Regions from separate parts of the Homo sapiens genome. Here region 1 is linked to region 2. A link is an interaction called in ENCODE POLR2A ChIA-PET data of the cell type or tissue named here. Cell type or tissue: PC-9. All regions are shown on one strand. Each heading gives the region's core, and the rest is flanking DNA. Links, peaks and the distances in the headings are about the cores only.

The links. ChIA-PET counts read pairs that join two places held together with the same protein. Peaks named below come from ENCODE experiments on the same cell type or tissue, not always from the same donor. Only the 100,000 strongest peaks of a DNase experiment are listed, where the experiment ranks them.
Region 1: POLR2A ChIA-PET joins it to region 2 with 11 read pairs; 1 of 35 experiments calls an interaction of 5 or more read pairs at or near these places.

Annotation. Positions count from the first base shown.
Region 1 is chr1:116,127,367-116,135,384 of GRCh38, reverse strand. MAB21L3 (mab-21 like 3) reads right to left here. Exons shown (of 8, transcript NM_152367.3): 6 at 7,741-7,919; 7 at 7,046-7,240; 8 at 1-2,253. The coding sequence ends at 2,020. Among named protein-coding and RNA genes, the nearest start is that of MAB21L3, 20 kb to the right of the region's middle. In PC-9, for the core only: a CTCF peak has its summit at 1,074; a DNase peak (open chromatin) is centred at 3,323.
Region 2 is chr1:115,665,495-115,673,512 of GRCh38, reverse strand. All of the region lies in intron 4 of VANGL1 (VANGL planar cell polarity protein 1), which reads right to left. Among named protein-coding and RNA genes, the nearest start is that of VANGL1, 28 kb to the right of the region's middle. RefSeq lists an enhancer at 1,573-2,127. In PC-9, for the core only: no CTCF peak of the experiment used is centred there; DNase peaks (open chromatin) are centred at 1,882, 2,492 and 4,292; H3K4me3 peaks cover 2,171 bases; H3K27ac peaks cover 4,494 bases.

The DNA of each region.
Region 1 (8,018 bases), core at 948-5,947, 460 kb before region 2:
ATTTCTTCTAGATTTTCTAGTTTATTTGCGTAGAGGAGTTTGTAGTATTCTCTGATGGTAGTTTGTATTTCTGTGGGATCGGTGGTGATATCCCCTTTATCATTTTTTATTGCATCTATTTGATTCTTCTCTCTTTTTTTCTTTATTAGTCTTGCTAGCAGTCTATCAATTTTGTTGATCCTTTCAAAAAACCAGCTCCTGGATCTATTAATTTTTTGAAGGGTTTTTTGTGTCTCTATTTCCTTCAGTTCTGCTCTGATTTTAGTTATTTCTTGCCTTCTGCTAGCTTTTGAATGTGTTTGCTCTTGCTTTTCTAGTTCTTTTAATTGTGATGTTAGGGTGTCAATTTTGGATCTTTCCTGCCGTTTACAGTACTTTTGAAAAGTAATCATTTTCATTTTCAAATGTGAATTTTCATGAAAACAAAATCAGTAGTTCATGCTTTAGAAATTTATCTTTGGTATAGACATTTGGGCAAAAACATTCAAAAGTAATAAAGGAGCCCCTTGAGTTGAGAAGCATTACATAAACGCCAGAAAAAAACCATTGATCTCACCGAGAACTCCTAGAATTCCTGATCGGTTGTGCCACACAGAATATGTTGCCTTGTGGGCCTCTGTGAAATTCCAAATGGGTGGCTCAAGAGCACTCAGTGCCCAGCTCCTGTGTGAGTCCCCAGACCTTCTTCATGCAGTTACCAGAACAATTGTTTAAAATGCAGTCAGATCGTGATACTCTTCTGCTTCTGGAGAGGCCAAATGTCACACCTTTGATCTTAGAATAAAATACTGATTCCTTCCTGGCTTTACAAGGCCAGGTGCTCTGACTCATGCCAGCCCCACCATGCCTGCCTTTGGTCACTTTTCCTTCCCCTTCAGCTATTTGCATTTTCATCCTTCGGGGACCTTTCTGTGGACTCTACTTCAACATTCTGTTTATTTCCTTTGAAGCACTTGCTTCCATCTGTAATAACTGTGCGTGTTTATCTGTCGTTCATTTCTTGTCTCCACCATTAGGTGGCATCCCCAGGGGGAGGTCCTCATCCACTTTGCTCTTTGCTGTGTTCCCGGTGCCTAATGAGCATTATTTGTCAATGAGTGAGTGAGTGAATGAAGTGAGCAAAGGAACACACTGAGCAGTGACAGACACCTAAGGTCACTCCATGCAGATCATAGTACTAGGTTATTTACATAAATATATAAGGAAGTTCCATCCATGGCCCATGGCATGGGAAGCAAAGAGAGGGCTATGGTTGGGATCAGGCCAAGAGTTGTACTTTCATCTTTGACTTACACTTATCATCAAAACCATTCCCCTCCCTGCTTAGAGAATACCAGCGAAGCAGACAGAACATCAGGAGCCACTGACCCACATGCTAAGGAAGCTGGAGGGCAGCAAGGAAGCACAGGCTCACTAACTCATCAGGTGCAATTTTGCGTCAGTGCTGTGGGTACCGATCCAGGATGCAAACACCAGCTACTCAACCAACCAGGAACACTTTGTGTTGATCCAATGCCTTCCCCTTGAAAAGGCGCCAGCACAGTTTCATAGGCACACAGCCCTGCTCAGAGGTAGGCACGTTAACATTCCCATTTTACAAATGGCAGGAGAATGTGCCCATGATCAGTGGGCTGGGCACAGTATTGGCCAGCAGGCTCATGTCCAGACTTCCAGGGGTTCTGTCTCCATCTTCACTGTGAGACGATCACAGCCTGAACAAGGGAAACTAAGTTCAGAACTGTCACCAGTTCCAAATCTGTGCCTGGGGAAGCCTGATGAGAGCTGTCTCCAGGAGAATTAGCTAGGGCAGAAATGCTTGCTGGGCTCCAGGGAGGCCTGGGCCAGACATCCTGGGGCACAGTTTTCCCCCTGCTGAAGTGTTTCTGGTTTGATGTAATTTCCGCTGCCATTCGTGGCCTTTCTCCTAGGCAGGATCCTGGCACCTGACTGAGGAACCATCCAAAGAACAATGTTAAGCCAGAATAAAATGTCCAAGAGCCTCCCAGGCCGGGGCAACCATCAGGGCGGGCCGATCTGGGGGTTCTTCAGGAAGGTGGCCAGCTTTTGGGCCACAGTGTCCAGTTCAGTCGGGTTGGTGCACTGAAAGAGGTTGCTGTTCCGGACGAAATAGTGTTTCAGGAAGTGCTGGCTCACGCACTTGTGCAGTTTCCTCACCAGGCGCAGAAATGCTTTGCTGAAGACCTGCCAGTCTTTAAAGTGGGGATATTTCTCGCAGGTCCAAAAGAGCACAGTCTGTGGAAGGGAGAAGTGCTGTCAGACATTGTTTCGGGCAATTGAGGAGGATAGCTTGGAAACAATTATTGAGCTTATGTGGCCTTGGAAGGAGGGAGAAAAGAGTTGCCTGGGCAGACTGGATCTACCATGAATTCACAATCCCCAACTTCAGGTGGGCCTTCAGTTTACCAGCTGGTCTCCCGCACCTCTTCCCTAATCTATTCCCTCACTCTCCTCCAACATTTCCAATGTTCACTAATCCAGGCAATGTCTTTGCCTCCTACTTTACGGGGAAAATGGAACCCCTCATCCTCCCAAACCAGACAGATCTTGCCTACTGCGGCACCCACCTCTCTTCCTCCCTGCTTCTGCCTCTTCTGCCTGTGGGGCTGATCCCTCCACAGGGCCCTGGATCCCATCTTCCAGGAACTGTATATGACTGATTACCCTCTTCCTCAACTGCTTTTCACAAGTTGAGAGCTCTCCTGCAACCCCAACCCCACATCTGCCTCCTGCCCTCACTCTTCCCTCTGCAAATCCAGGCTTCTCTGGAGAGTCGGCTCTATTATTTGTGGTCATTTCCTCTCCTCCCATTTCTTGCCTCAGTCTGCTCCAATATGGATTCTTCTCTCATTAATCCTCAAAGGCTCCTCTCGTCAAGGCCCAGTGATCTCCACTTTTCTAAATCTAATAGGCCTTTGTCAGCCTGCACCTTACCTGACCTTTCAGCAGACCTGGTTCTCTCGCCCACACCCTCCCTCCTGAGCCATCCTTCACTTGACTTCCAAGCAATCTGCTCTCTGGGTTTTTTCTCCTAGCATTACAGCGCCTCCCTGGCAGGCTTTTACTCCTTGGCCTGCCTTTGAGAAGTGGAGTTTCTGGAGGCTCAATTCTAGGCCCTCTTCTCCTCTCAGTCTACATTCATTCCTCAGCTCTATGTTGCCTCCACCACAGCAGCTCTAATTCTCACTACATATGAATGACTTGCAAATTTGTGTCTCCAGCCCAGACTTCTCCTCTGACCTGCTTATCGTGTATCTCTTGAGTATCTGAAAGTTATCTCAGTCCCAACATGCCCAAACTGAACCCCTGCTCTTCCTGCACAAACCTGATCTGCCTCCAGAGTTGCTTAACTAGCTAGTTGTGCAACACGAAAACCTAGGAGTCGCCCTTCTCCCTTACCGTCCCCAGTCAAGTCCTGTAATCCTCTTGTCTAAGTATTTCTCGAGTCTACCCATTTACCTTCACCTCCAGTATTATTCTACCATCCCCCTCCACACTGCCTCCACATCTCACTGGACCTCTGCAGTAGCGATCTCATCAGCCCATCCCTGTTCTTGCCACCATCCAAATTATCACCATCCATACTGCTGCCAATATACATCTACTTCCCTTCTCATCTAAAATACTTCAAGGTCCCATCCTGGCTAACACGGTGAAACCCCATCTCTACTAAAAATACAAAAAATTAGCCAGGCGTGGTGGCGGGTGCCTGTAGTCCCAGCTACTTGGGAGGCTAAGGCAGGAGAATGGCGTGAACCCAGAAGGTGGAGCTTGCAGTGAGCCAAGATCATGCCGCTGCACTCCAGCCTGGGCAACAAAGCGAGACTCCGTCTCAAAAACAAAAAAAAAATTAATAAAATAAAATACTTCAAGGTCTTCCCATTGTTTGTTAGCTAAAAACATCATCCTTAATGTGGTGTGGTTTATAAGGTTTGGTCCCTGCCTTCCTTTCCAGACTCATCTTGACCTGTGTCCTCCCTTGCTCTCTTCATGTAGCCACACCAGCCATTTCATGCTCCCTTCTACCACAGAGCCTTTGCACATCCTGCTTCGGCTGCATAGGGCACACTTCTTTCCCTTCTTTGTCCATCAGATCAAATTTCCCTAGTACACCCATTGCACACTCTCTTAGTCATGTACTTCTCATAAGAAGCAGCGACAACAGTAGTAGTTTTTATATTTATGTGATTAATTTTATCATTTCCCCTACTGGATTATAAACTTTATGAGAGCAGTGAATGATGCCTATTTTTATTCACTATTAAGCTACCCAGTACCCAGCAAAGGCTAGCCCATGAGAGGAAGTTAATAAACATTTATTGAATAAGTGAATTAATGAATTATCCATTAATGTTATGGTTTAGATATTGGGTTATTTTTATACAGTCTTTATTTTTTAGAGCAGTTGTAAGTTCATAGCAACTATGTATTTAGATTACGTTATTATGAATAAATGAGTTAGAGATAATTTCATGCAAGCGAAGATAACCTAGATACCAGAAAAAATGTTAATTCCTCTTGTTAATTAAGCTTTTATCTCCCTAAGCAAACTGGGGCAGTTAAGCTCATTATAAGCAAGCCAATGTATTTTGAGTGGGTTTTAGGAATAAATAAGGCAATAAAAGATAAGCTTTTGCTTCACATGAAATAGTCTTGGGGCAGAGCCTTTTTGGGGAGAAGGTGAGGGCCTTGTAAGAGAGTGTCAGACTTAAGGTGAGGCAAGGCTGAGTGCCACAGCTTCCTAATGCTGTTTTGCAACCCAACCTCTTCCACTTTCCTCAAAATGAAGATTTGGCAAGGATCCAGCACACTCAAGTCATCATCTGGGATGGTGTCTAGCACCACATTTATCACCAGCCACATTCATTTCAAGGGCAGGGATGCCTAAATGGGAGATAATTCTGTCTGTGGACTAAGGATGGAAGACCAGAGAAAAAGGCAGTTAGCACTTTCTGTTTATCTTACTCCAGAAATAGCCCACTTAAAAAAAATGCCCATCCTTGAGGATGCCCTATTGTGCCACACAGGTGGGTCAGGGAGGATTGAAACAGAGAATCCTTAAGGAGTTGCCTTAAAATCCACCAGGTGACTTAGGAGCCATCAGAATAGAAGTCAGCCCTTGTGGGGAGTACAGATTTGCAAGCAGCCATGGCTGGGAGATCCATGGTGGCCCCATTCAATCCTGCCTGAAATATTCATGTCACCGAATGGTATTTCCATCCATCTTAATTGAGAGGTAATGAAGTCAATCGTTAAGGTTATGAGGTTTTGATATGAGATAGACTTGAGTTTGCGTCTCAGCTCTGCCTCTTCTAGTGTGGCCTGTATAAAGGAAAGCAAGAGAAGCTAAATCCACAGAAAGAATCAAAGTATCTTCTGCAAGCACATGCCCTCCATCCAGGAGAACAGCCTGCGTGTTTTTAGGGAAGTGTGCTTGGGACACGTTGAGAATGTTGGAACTCCAGAGAAAAGCCCCAGTGCATGTGAATGAGATGTTAACAGATTCTTCCGCAGGTCAAAATGGACAGGTTATTGGAAAGATAAGAAGGTGAAGCAAGGTTAGTGATTTTGTGCGAAAAAAAGAGAAAAGTTGAGTAAGATGTGAAGCCACTCATTCATTTGCTCAACAAATATTTAATGCGCTACTATGTACAAAGCATTGGGAGAGATAATGGGGGTTTTGTTCACCTTCTCCCAATGAATAAGAACATCGAGTTAGGTCAGCATGCCAGCTGGACAAGATCAATGTGGTATCTGTCCTTCAATAAGTTACTTTAGAGCAGACAGAGTAACATGGGGCTGGAAGACAGTTTTGTCCATCGAATGAGAGAAGGAAGAGGTATGTGAGGAAGGCACCTCACAGATAGGTGACTGCCCCAGGGACTTGTGCTTACCTGAGTAGAAAGGGAGTCCATCCTTTCTGGGGCCAGGGAGGAGGGCTGAAGCTAGGCTTCACAGCCCACACTAGCTAGGCTGGGCTGGGGTGTCCTGCAAGAGTCTCCTACCTCCCTACTCCAGCAGGCTGCACAGAGCTGCTACATGAGAGTACACTTCACTCTGTGTGGTTCACAATTTGAGAAAGAGGGAGTCGGGAGGGTGGTCAAAGGCCCCCTCTCCAGGGAGGCCCCCTGACTGCCCAGTCCAGGTCAGGCTCTGCTGCTCTGAGCCTTCACAGAGCCATACTCCTCCCTTTCCAGTGCTTCCTCACTGTGTGATTGTACACGCACCCACTGGCTTGCCTGACCCATGTCTATCTCCCATGCTAGACCAGAAGTGCCATGAGTGAGGAAACACATCTGTGTCTGTTCACCTTTGTGCCTGCAGAGGTTGAGCCCACAGCAGGTACTGGGGCAGGCCTCTGGCCCAGAGTAATCTCAATAAACACTTGCTGAATGAGTGAGTGAAGGCATGAATGAATGTGTACTGTTGGGTTTAGGGCAAGGAGAGGCAGGGGCTGGCAGAGCAAGGGAAGATCCTTGCCTGGTGATTTGGACCCTGGAAAGAAGTGTGTGGCACTACGTGTGTGGTAACCTCTGTGTTGCATTTCCTGGTCCCCTCTGTGTTAGTGGGTCTGTGTGCATGAGGAGGTGTGCGTAGGCTGCAGTGGGTTTAAAGACTGGCGCAAACATAAAGCCATCAAAGTGTGAGGCACAAACCACATTTTGTGATTCATTTCTGAACCTCAGCAGGGTTTCTGGCACCTAGTGAGCACTCAGGTTGGTTTGGTGGGTAAAATAAAAGTGAGAGGGGAGGAAAAGTGGGATAGAAGAGAATTGGAAAAGGGAAGGGAGGGAGGAAATTTTACCCTGGGCAGGGGTGTTGTGGACTCCCATATGGTGCTAGTTTACATATTTCCATAATACGTAGTAATTTGTTGGATGGCAAATATAGATACTAGAACCTCATCCTGAATTTTTCACACATGCTACCCCTTCTGAGTGGCTCTGGCCAGGCCCTACAGAGGCCACAGGAAGAATGACCTATCCAAAGCTGCCCCTGGGTCTTCTCCAACCTGCCCCACACTCACCTGCAGATGGTGGGACGTGATAACCGGCCTGTTCCCTGGGCACCAGATGTCCTCCTTCAGGTGCCTCATGACCTGAAAACACTTCCTACGGCAGCCCCCATCTTCATCCAGCTGTTCCAGTAACACCTGCTCAGCACGGAGGAAGCTCAGCTGCCAGTGATAATTTGAACAGGCCAACAAGTTAAATCCAAACGACTGGAAGAAAGAGAAAAATATTGGGAAATAAGAAGAACAATGCTCACTGGTGTAGAAAGCCATTTCTGAAGCAGTCTGCTGGTCTGGGGAACTTGTCACCAGGCAGACAGCACATCCTACGTGGGGATGAGAAGGGGGTGCCAGGGAGACCACAAGCCACCTTGGATGTGGACAGTTAGAAGATGGTGCCCACTTCCTCTCCTACAGCAGTTCTCCAACTTGAGCATACATCAGAATCACATCACCCAGAGGGCTTCTTAAAACACAGATTGCTGGGCCCTGTTCACAGGGTCTCATTCAGCAGGTCCAGAGTGGGGGCTCGGGAAGCTGCATTTCTAACAAGTTCTCAGGTGACGCTGCTGCAGGGCCCACACTTTGAGAACTGCTGATCTAGTAACACCTCAACTTTCCTTCGGAAACTCATTGGCAGTCAGTAATGCTGTGACTGGTTAAGCTGTTGGCATCACTGCTCTGGCAAGCTGGGTCCCGCCCACTGATACCTTGATGCACTCCACTCTCTCTTGGGAAGGCCAGCGCTGCAGACATCGAGGCCACCGGGCTTTCTTGGACCAGGTGGTGGGGATCTCCACTGCGGGGACCAGCTCCAGTTCCACCTGATATGCAGATGTTTCCACAGCAACCCAAACTGCAGAGCGGTTTCCTAGCAGGCTGACCTTACCTGGTGGGAAATGACCAAATGGATAAGGAGAAGAGAAAGGTTTGCACATTACAAGCGTTCAAACAAGAAATTTGTGAGCAGTTGCTCTGACCAGCACCT
Region 2 (8,018 bases), core at 1,823-6,822:
AAGGGTTGCCAGCAGCCACCAGAAACTAGGAAGAGGCAAGGAAGGATTCTTCCCTAGAGGCTTTGCGGGGAGCACAGCTGTGCCAACACCTAGATTTTGTACTTTCTGAGAAGGAGAACTTTTAAGCCATCCAGTTTGTGCTATACTCTATTACTTCAGCCTTAGGAAACTAAGGGGAAGCTACTTAGGAAACTACTCGAACTTAGGGAAGGAAGGGTGGAGGCAGGTAAGCGGCAAAGCTGGTCAATGGTAATGGAGGCTGCAGATGAATGCAAACGTGAGAGAACGGGAGGAAGGAGGGTCAGTGGACAGGGACAACCAAAGGAGGCCAGTACTGACGGCTGCCCAGGCACTAAGGCCACTCATTACCTACTTTTTAAGGTGTGCCTGCTCTGGTGGCTGCATTTTAGGGCCCAAACCTAGGTCTTTGAGAGAACTCTAAAATGCAGAATCCCCAATACAAGTTGATTCAGCTTTCTGTGAAAACCTGCAGCTAGGGTGCAATAGCTGATGCTTTCAGTTTTACCCACCTGCTGCTTCCCAGAAGAGTCCGTAAGAGCTAAATCTACCTGGACGTGTGGGCTTCACTGCTCCCCACACTTGGAGATAAATGACTTCAGTCTGACAGTCAGGTACATTTGTGGCAATATTTGTGTGAGTCCCAGAGAAGAGAATATAATTAGCCCCTGGACGCTGAACGCCACCGCCTTCACTGACAACCAGGCACATGAGTGTTTATATCTCCTGGCCCTTCTGCCTTTTAATTAAAATGTTTGTCTCACAGCTGCATTTGGGAAGTTAGCTTACACAAGTCCCATAGATAACAGGCAATGATCACCTTGGAACTTGAGAAGGACAAAGAGGGACAAAAACTGGAATTAGCTCATGTTTACTGACAGGTCTGGTTTAAACTGCACAACAAAGGCCTGGACTTGGTTGGACTTTCAAGATAGAGGGGGAGATCCACAGGTTTCTGCTTGAGGTCTTGAGACACAGGAGACTGACCATCCCGCAAAGGGAAACAGATCAGAGGCTCTGTGTGGCTGCTGAGGCCCATGGGAAGGCTCTTCCTCGGGCCACCTGGATTCACTCGTGCCTCGGGCCTGCTGGTGCCTCAGCTACACAAAAGCTTCGGCAGCCAAATTCTTTGAACCAATATCGGAAGGCTGGAAAGCGTACCTGGCTTTTGGTTTGAAATTCAAGCTGTGGACAAGCCCTGCAGGGTATCCCCACTGAAAGATGAACATGCAGATTGGCAGCCTAGGATATCTAATCCCAGAGCGCCAAGGAAGTGGAATCAGCAGGACTTGGGAATCACAGAATGATCTCCAAAGTGCAGTGTGCAGGACACCCAGAGCACTTCTCCATGAGTCCCTAATAATACAAATAAAACTATACCCAGAGCATGCCCGGAGGACACCATTCTCTATCAACACTGGGAGGAGTTTGTGAGAACCAGAAGTAGCTAATAGCTCATGCAATTACCTGGATCTTCTGGTCTCAGCAACTAAGCAATACAAGGTTGTCAACATATGCACCCCTCCTGGGCTTAACACCACGACCCAGTGGCAGTTCTGAGTGCAGAGACACACTGCTGGTCTCCTCCTGAGGAGCTGAGCCAGTTATGGATGAAGCCCTCTGGCTGCCTTCCCCACAGCACAGCGATGCTGGCAGACCTCCCCTACTGGGGCACCTAGGAGACACGCTTCCCTACAAGTGAGGGGCTTGGCTCTGCCACAGTCTGCCTGGGGAGCATGCAGCCCTGCTTGTAGGCCGCGGCACAAACCTCGCCATGCTGCCATTTCCTTACACAGTCCAACCTGCACTGCGCCTCCCCTGCCTGGGATGGGAACTTTGCTCTCTCCACGTCTTAAATTACAGTGATGAATCACACCAAGATAAACAGCAGAGGCATGGGGATCAAAGACAGCAGCCTGCTTAGGGTGCTCTAAGAAAAAGATTTAGATATGGACTCGAAACACCTCCACTCCACCCAGGATGCTGGACTGCCTCGCCTTCCTCCTGAGTAAGCAGGAAGGAGCGCACCATGAAAAGTCTGGAGTCTGAGGCTCCCGGCCTGCCCAAGTGGATCCCGGCTCCCCGAAACCTGGGCTGGAGCAGAGTTGAGTGGCGGCTTTGCAGCCAGGGAAAGGAGGCCGCAGGCTGTTCACCCACCTGAGTGCTCGCGCCCCTCCACTTTCACACCGTGTCAAGTCACACCCAGCCACTTGTGGTGAGTGTGGAGAATACGGGACCTGGCCTGCAGCAAGAATCCTCCAGGGAAACCAACAGCACAGCATTCAGGGAGTGTGACCCATCTCCCAGGGGCCAGGGGCCCTCAGGAGACCATGAAAACCAGCTTCACCTTTGCCAGCTCCTTTTCCTGTGAGTCCTCTGGGCTCCGGGCGCAAGGCTGTGGGCAGACGCCGTGCGAGGGAAGCCATCCCAGCTGTAGCCGCTGGCAGGAGGCAGCTGAATAAACACAGGGCTTCAGTGTGCAGCACCTTACACTCTCATTAAAGCCACTTTTAACAGGCACCACAGCACCAAACCACAAACGGCAGCTCCACTCCCGCCTTCAAAATTCTCCCACAGCAAAGCATGGCCTGAGCAAAACCCTCCACGCTCTATGTTTCAGCCCTTACTTGTTCTTGTCCTTTGCTTTGCTATGGAGTGGAGCTAAGGACTGGCAAAATATCTTTATTAAAAAGTAATTACAGGAGTACAAAAACACACATTTCTAAAAATGAGATGGTATATGAACCCACAATCGTAGGAACATGAGCCAAAACCACTGATGGTCATTTAAGAATTTTCCCAACGTTGCAGCCACTGGCTCTGGGCTCTCAGAGACCGTTGGTGCTCATCGTGAACATGGGATGGAGGGCGTGGCCCAGCATGAGAGACATGCCTACCAGTAATGTAATCACTGGCTTGGACATTACTTGACCCAGAATTACAAACATAAGATTTCAAAAGGAGCTGGAAATATCCTGGAATTACTGGAGTAACTTTAACATCCCTAGAAGACTCTCCCTTTGTCACTTAAAACTAGAAAATCAAAGTGCAATCCAGAGAAGCAAGGCCCCCTTGCAAGCTGGGAGGATGCATGCATGAGCTGGAGAGAGGACAAGATGAGCTCTATTCAACAGGTCAAAAGTCTTTGGGGTCACAAGTCTCCAGTGTATGTAATATTCCTGTCTCAGCTCAGGCTGCTGTATCAAAATGCTACAGCCTAGGTAGCTTAAACAACAGAAATTTATTTTCTTACAGTTCTGGAGGTTGGGGGTCCAAGATCAACGTTCTAGCCAACCTGGTTCCTATTGAGGGCTCTCTTCTGGGCTTACAGATGGCCACCTTCTTTCTGGGGCCTCACACAGCCTTTTCTAAGGGTGTGTGCAGAGACAGAGCAAGCTCTCTGGTATCTGTTCTTGTAAGGATGCCAGTCCTATGGGATCAGGGCCCCACACTATGACTACATTTAACCTCAATTACTTCCTTAGGGGCTCCATCTCCAAATATGCCACACTGGAGGTTAGGGCTTCCACATATGAATTTGGGGGGACCACAAACATTCAGTCCATAACACTTCCTTGAATATAATCACAATTGACAATGTGACAATCATAAACTTCCATTGCTTGAAAAGCAATCCAAGGATCATTTCTTCTAAAGCACAGGTGGTTCTGTGATTCGTTACCACATCTTTGATTAAAAGATCTGTATTAGTCCATTTTTATGCTGCTGATAAAGACATACCCAAGACTGGGTAATTTATATAGAAAAAGAGGTTTAATGGACTCACAGTTCCATGTGGCTGGGGAGGCCTCACAATCATGGCAGAAGGCAAAAGGCACATCTTACATGGCACATCTTACAGACAACGAAGAAAATGAGAGCCACCTTTTATAAGGTTTCCTCTTATAAAACGATCAGATCTTGTGAGACTTACTCACTACCACAGGAACAGTATGGGGGAAATCGCCCCCGTGATTCAATGAACTCCCACTGGGTCCCTCCCACAACATGTGGGAATTATGGGAGCTATAATTCAAGATGAGATTTGGGTGGGGACACAAAATCAAGGTCTATGGTCAGTGTCAATTTATAAGCTACTCTCTCTCAGTCTCAATGAATGAAGCATTTTTTACCCCAAAACTTTGACCCTGAAGCTTAAAAACCCAAACAGTTAAAACCTGCTGGCTGAATTAGGTACAAGGGAGCTTCAGCAATATAAATATCCTATAGAATGGGTCACTGTGGAAAGCTTCCCAGAGTGCTGAGTCATACCTGCTTTTGTGGTTTCTCTGTCTCCCTCCTTGTTGATGACTATCAGCTATCATTTTTCATTGATGTTCATATACCTCCTTAAAGCAGCACTTTTTCCCCTCAAAATATATTACTTCTGGGCTTTTTAAGATGTAGAAATCAATAATTAAATTTGTTAGAACTATATGCAAAATGAGAATAAACAGACTCTGAGAAAGACAGCCCGAGGTGGTTGTGGGGGTCTGTGACATTGAACTTAACATCCTAGTAGCCTCTGTCTTGTGTCGTCCTCTCTCCTTAAATGTGGGATAGGGCTGTGGCTTGCTTTCACCAAGAGAATGCAGTGGAAATACTACTGGGACAGTTCCAGGCCCAGACCTTAAAAGGCCTGGGAGCTTCTGCTTTTGTGCTCCTGGGAGCCCTGAGCTGCCATTTAAGAAGTCTAGCAACCCTAATGAGGAAACAACAAGGAGAGGCCATGAGAAGGAGAGAATATACAGGAAAAGAAGGAGGAGAGAATACACAGGAAAAAAAAGTCAGCCTCAGCTGACTCACCATGTGAGTATAATCACACAGGACCATGGGCAGGATCAGCTAAAGAACCTCCTGGCTGAGCCCAATCCATGCTGCAGAATTGTGAGAAATACTGAATTGGTTGTTTTAAACTACTAAGTGGTGAGGTAGTTGTTACACAACAATAGATAAAATATATTTTCTTTGAGACATGTGAAGTATAGGAAGTTAAAAAGGTCTGACCAAAGGCTCAAACCTACTGCTATGACTTTAAGGACCAGGCTTTGTCAACTGAGTGAATAAAATAACCAGTGGAGCTAAGGAATGGACCTCAGAGTGCAAGCCATCTTGACAATCCTGCACATTCTCTCTGTTCCAGCCCTAAGCTCTGTGTTAAGTGAAACAGGATAATGTATACAAAAATATCTGGCACCGAGGCTGGCACATGGGAAACACTCAAAAAATGCTTCTGGGTTTGTTCATGTGTTCCTAAAGCAGTGACGTGAACATGCAACTATCTATTCAGAGGTAGTATGGTGAAATGGGTAAGATCATTCTGGAACCAGAGAGCCTGGGCTCAAATCCTGGTTCCCACAATTACAAAGTGTGGGGCCTTAGACTTACCTAACTCTCCCACGCCTCGGTTTGCTCATCTGAAAAGGAGGCTACCAGAACCTACCTCACATGATTGTTGTGAAAACTGAGTTGCACATTAAAAGATCAGAAGGTACCTGGCTCCCAGTAAGACTATGTAATTGTTTATTGTTAAGGTTTTCTTTATCTGTCTCTGTTGTTCTACCATTTCACATTCAACCAGTCAATTACACTAGTGCCTGTGCACCAGTATTCACACTTATTTCCCTTTAGAGGTTTCAAAACTGAAAAATGATTAAGATAATTGAATGCCAATTTTTAGGCTCTTCTATTCTTCTGGGTTTCTCCTCAAATAAAGTCATATCAACAGTCATTAGTCTCTGGTAACATCCTGGAAAAGTTAGCAACTTATTGTGAGAACGGGGCCAAGAAAAGTGACGAGCAAGGTGTGTATGGAAAATGACAAAGCGACTGTGTGAGACACCAGGACGCTGTAGAAAGTGCGGTGGGGTAAGCGGTGTGATGCACAGGAAGGTGCTGATTCCCTGTGACCTTGAGCAGGTCCCTTACCCTGGGGGTTGGGGACCTCAACTGTAAGAGGGGACACCTCTACCCCACCTGCTCTGACCTCTGACAGGGCAGCAAGGAGGGGTAAATGAGTCCAAACCTATGAAAAGCTTTTCATAACTCCTAGGGCACTGGGCAGAGGTTAGGAAGTATCTCAATCTATTTATGGTATCTTACTTTCTGCAACAACTTTTTACATTTTTGAAAGTTTTCAAATAAGCCCAAAACTTCATTCCTGCCAACAAGCAGGGCCACAGCAAGCACCTTTTATGAACTAATGAGAAGCCTATTTTCTTTAAGAAACTAAAGAGTAGACATTCTTTAGACAACTCTCAAAAATAGCTCAGTCAATTCGATAAAATCATCTTTGAAAACATAAAAAAGAACTCACCATCGCTTGGCACCTAAGCCCAATAGGGTGCTGCCACGGTGAAGGCTTTACATAAAGGGAGAGCCAACAGCCTGTGATTCTGCTGGGTCTAATGGAGACCTGCTATTCTGATTTCCGAGGCTTGCTTTGTCTATTCCCGCTCCCTCTTCCCTCCTGTCTGTTTCTACACTTTACAAAAGGCCTTAGAAGTTGTATTTCTGGCCTAGTAACTCTTCCAGCCACTGCTGGGTTCAGACCAGATTTAGCCCAAGGATCGGCAGGTGACCAGGCCCACACAATGCCAGGAGGAAAGGTGCCAAGCCTGCTCCAGCTCTGGCAGACTGGCTGACACTTGGGCATCTGGCTCTCCCTGAGGGCTCCATTTGTCAGTAAAGATGTCCCTCTTTCCCCAGCCATTCTTTCCACCTCCTAACTCAGGCTCTCCACGAGAGGGACAAAGGGGGCCTTATTAAAGGCAGGGAGAGGAGGAACACCAATGGTCCTAAAAAGAAGCCGAAAGGATGAGGCTGGGGACCACCTCAAAACGCTCTCCCCAGGGCAGATGGGCACTTGCCACCTTTCAGTTCTCCCTGGGGAGCTGGGGTGACTGACTTGAGTTTTTTAAAGCCTGGACAGTTGTTGGTCATGGTAAGAGCAGACTGAAAGGTTTGCAGCAAGCCTGGGAGCCATGCAGCACAATCAGTCTGGCTTCTCCCATCCAGCTCTGCCCTGACCAGCAGAGCTGTGTGGTGGGAGGCGAGGGCTGCTGCTAATCATGCTTTCTGAACACGCCACAGGCATACTTTCCTCGGGCTGTTTGGTTTGTCCCCTCTCCACTCCCACTCAGATGCAGTGTGCAGCTCAACCAGTCGTACAGGGAGGAGCGATGTGGGAGCCCATGGGGGTAAGTCGGTCCCACCACCCTGCATGACCTATGGTGAGAAGATGCCCTGCCCTTTCCCACCTACACAGGTGGAATTCACACCAACTAGGGCTAAGGGCCAAAAAACAAAACCACCATAGACCTCACTCCTGGCCAGTGTCTTGGCTACTTACATATACAGAGTTCCAAATATCACTCATCTCCACTGAGACCACAGCCGGATTTTTCTCTACCACTTTAACTGCAGCAAAACCTGTTCTGAGACAGACTGTCTCCTGCTCGGCTTTATTGCTGCCACAATCTGAAATTCTCTGTCCTCCTGTGTTCCTATCACCTATACCCCCAGGCCTGTTTCTGCACCTGTCCACCAGACAGCGGTGCACTGGTCTCTTTCCAAGTGACTGTGAGTGCCACAGGTGCTGAGATAGAGCTCTGAAGGCAGCCAGCCTGGTGTGTCCAGGGCTCTGCACACAGCAGATGTTTAACACAAAACTGCTGGTCATTCCCTGATGCAAAACATGGGAAAAGAAAGCCTTCTGAGATGAATATGCAGCAAAGCGGTGACCTACTTGTCTTCAGAGCCCTACAGGCATCTGTGAAGGACTCTAAACCCCAGATTTTTGGTGCACAGACATGTGACTTGGACACCAGTTTCCACCAAGGATCAGTTAGGGTGGCAGCAACCTTGAACGCTAGATCATCCCGTTCTCGTAGCACAAGCCAAGCCAGAGGAATGGAGGAGGGTACACACCAACATGAAGATGGTTTGGCAGCATGGCCTGACTCCAAATACAGGCTGAGCCACCTTCCTGGAGCCCAGCC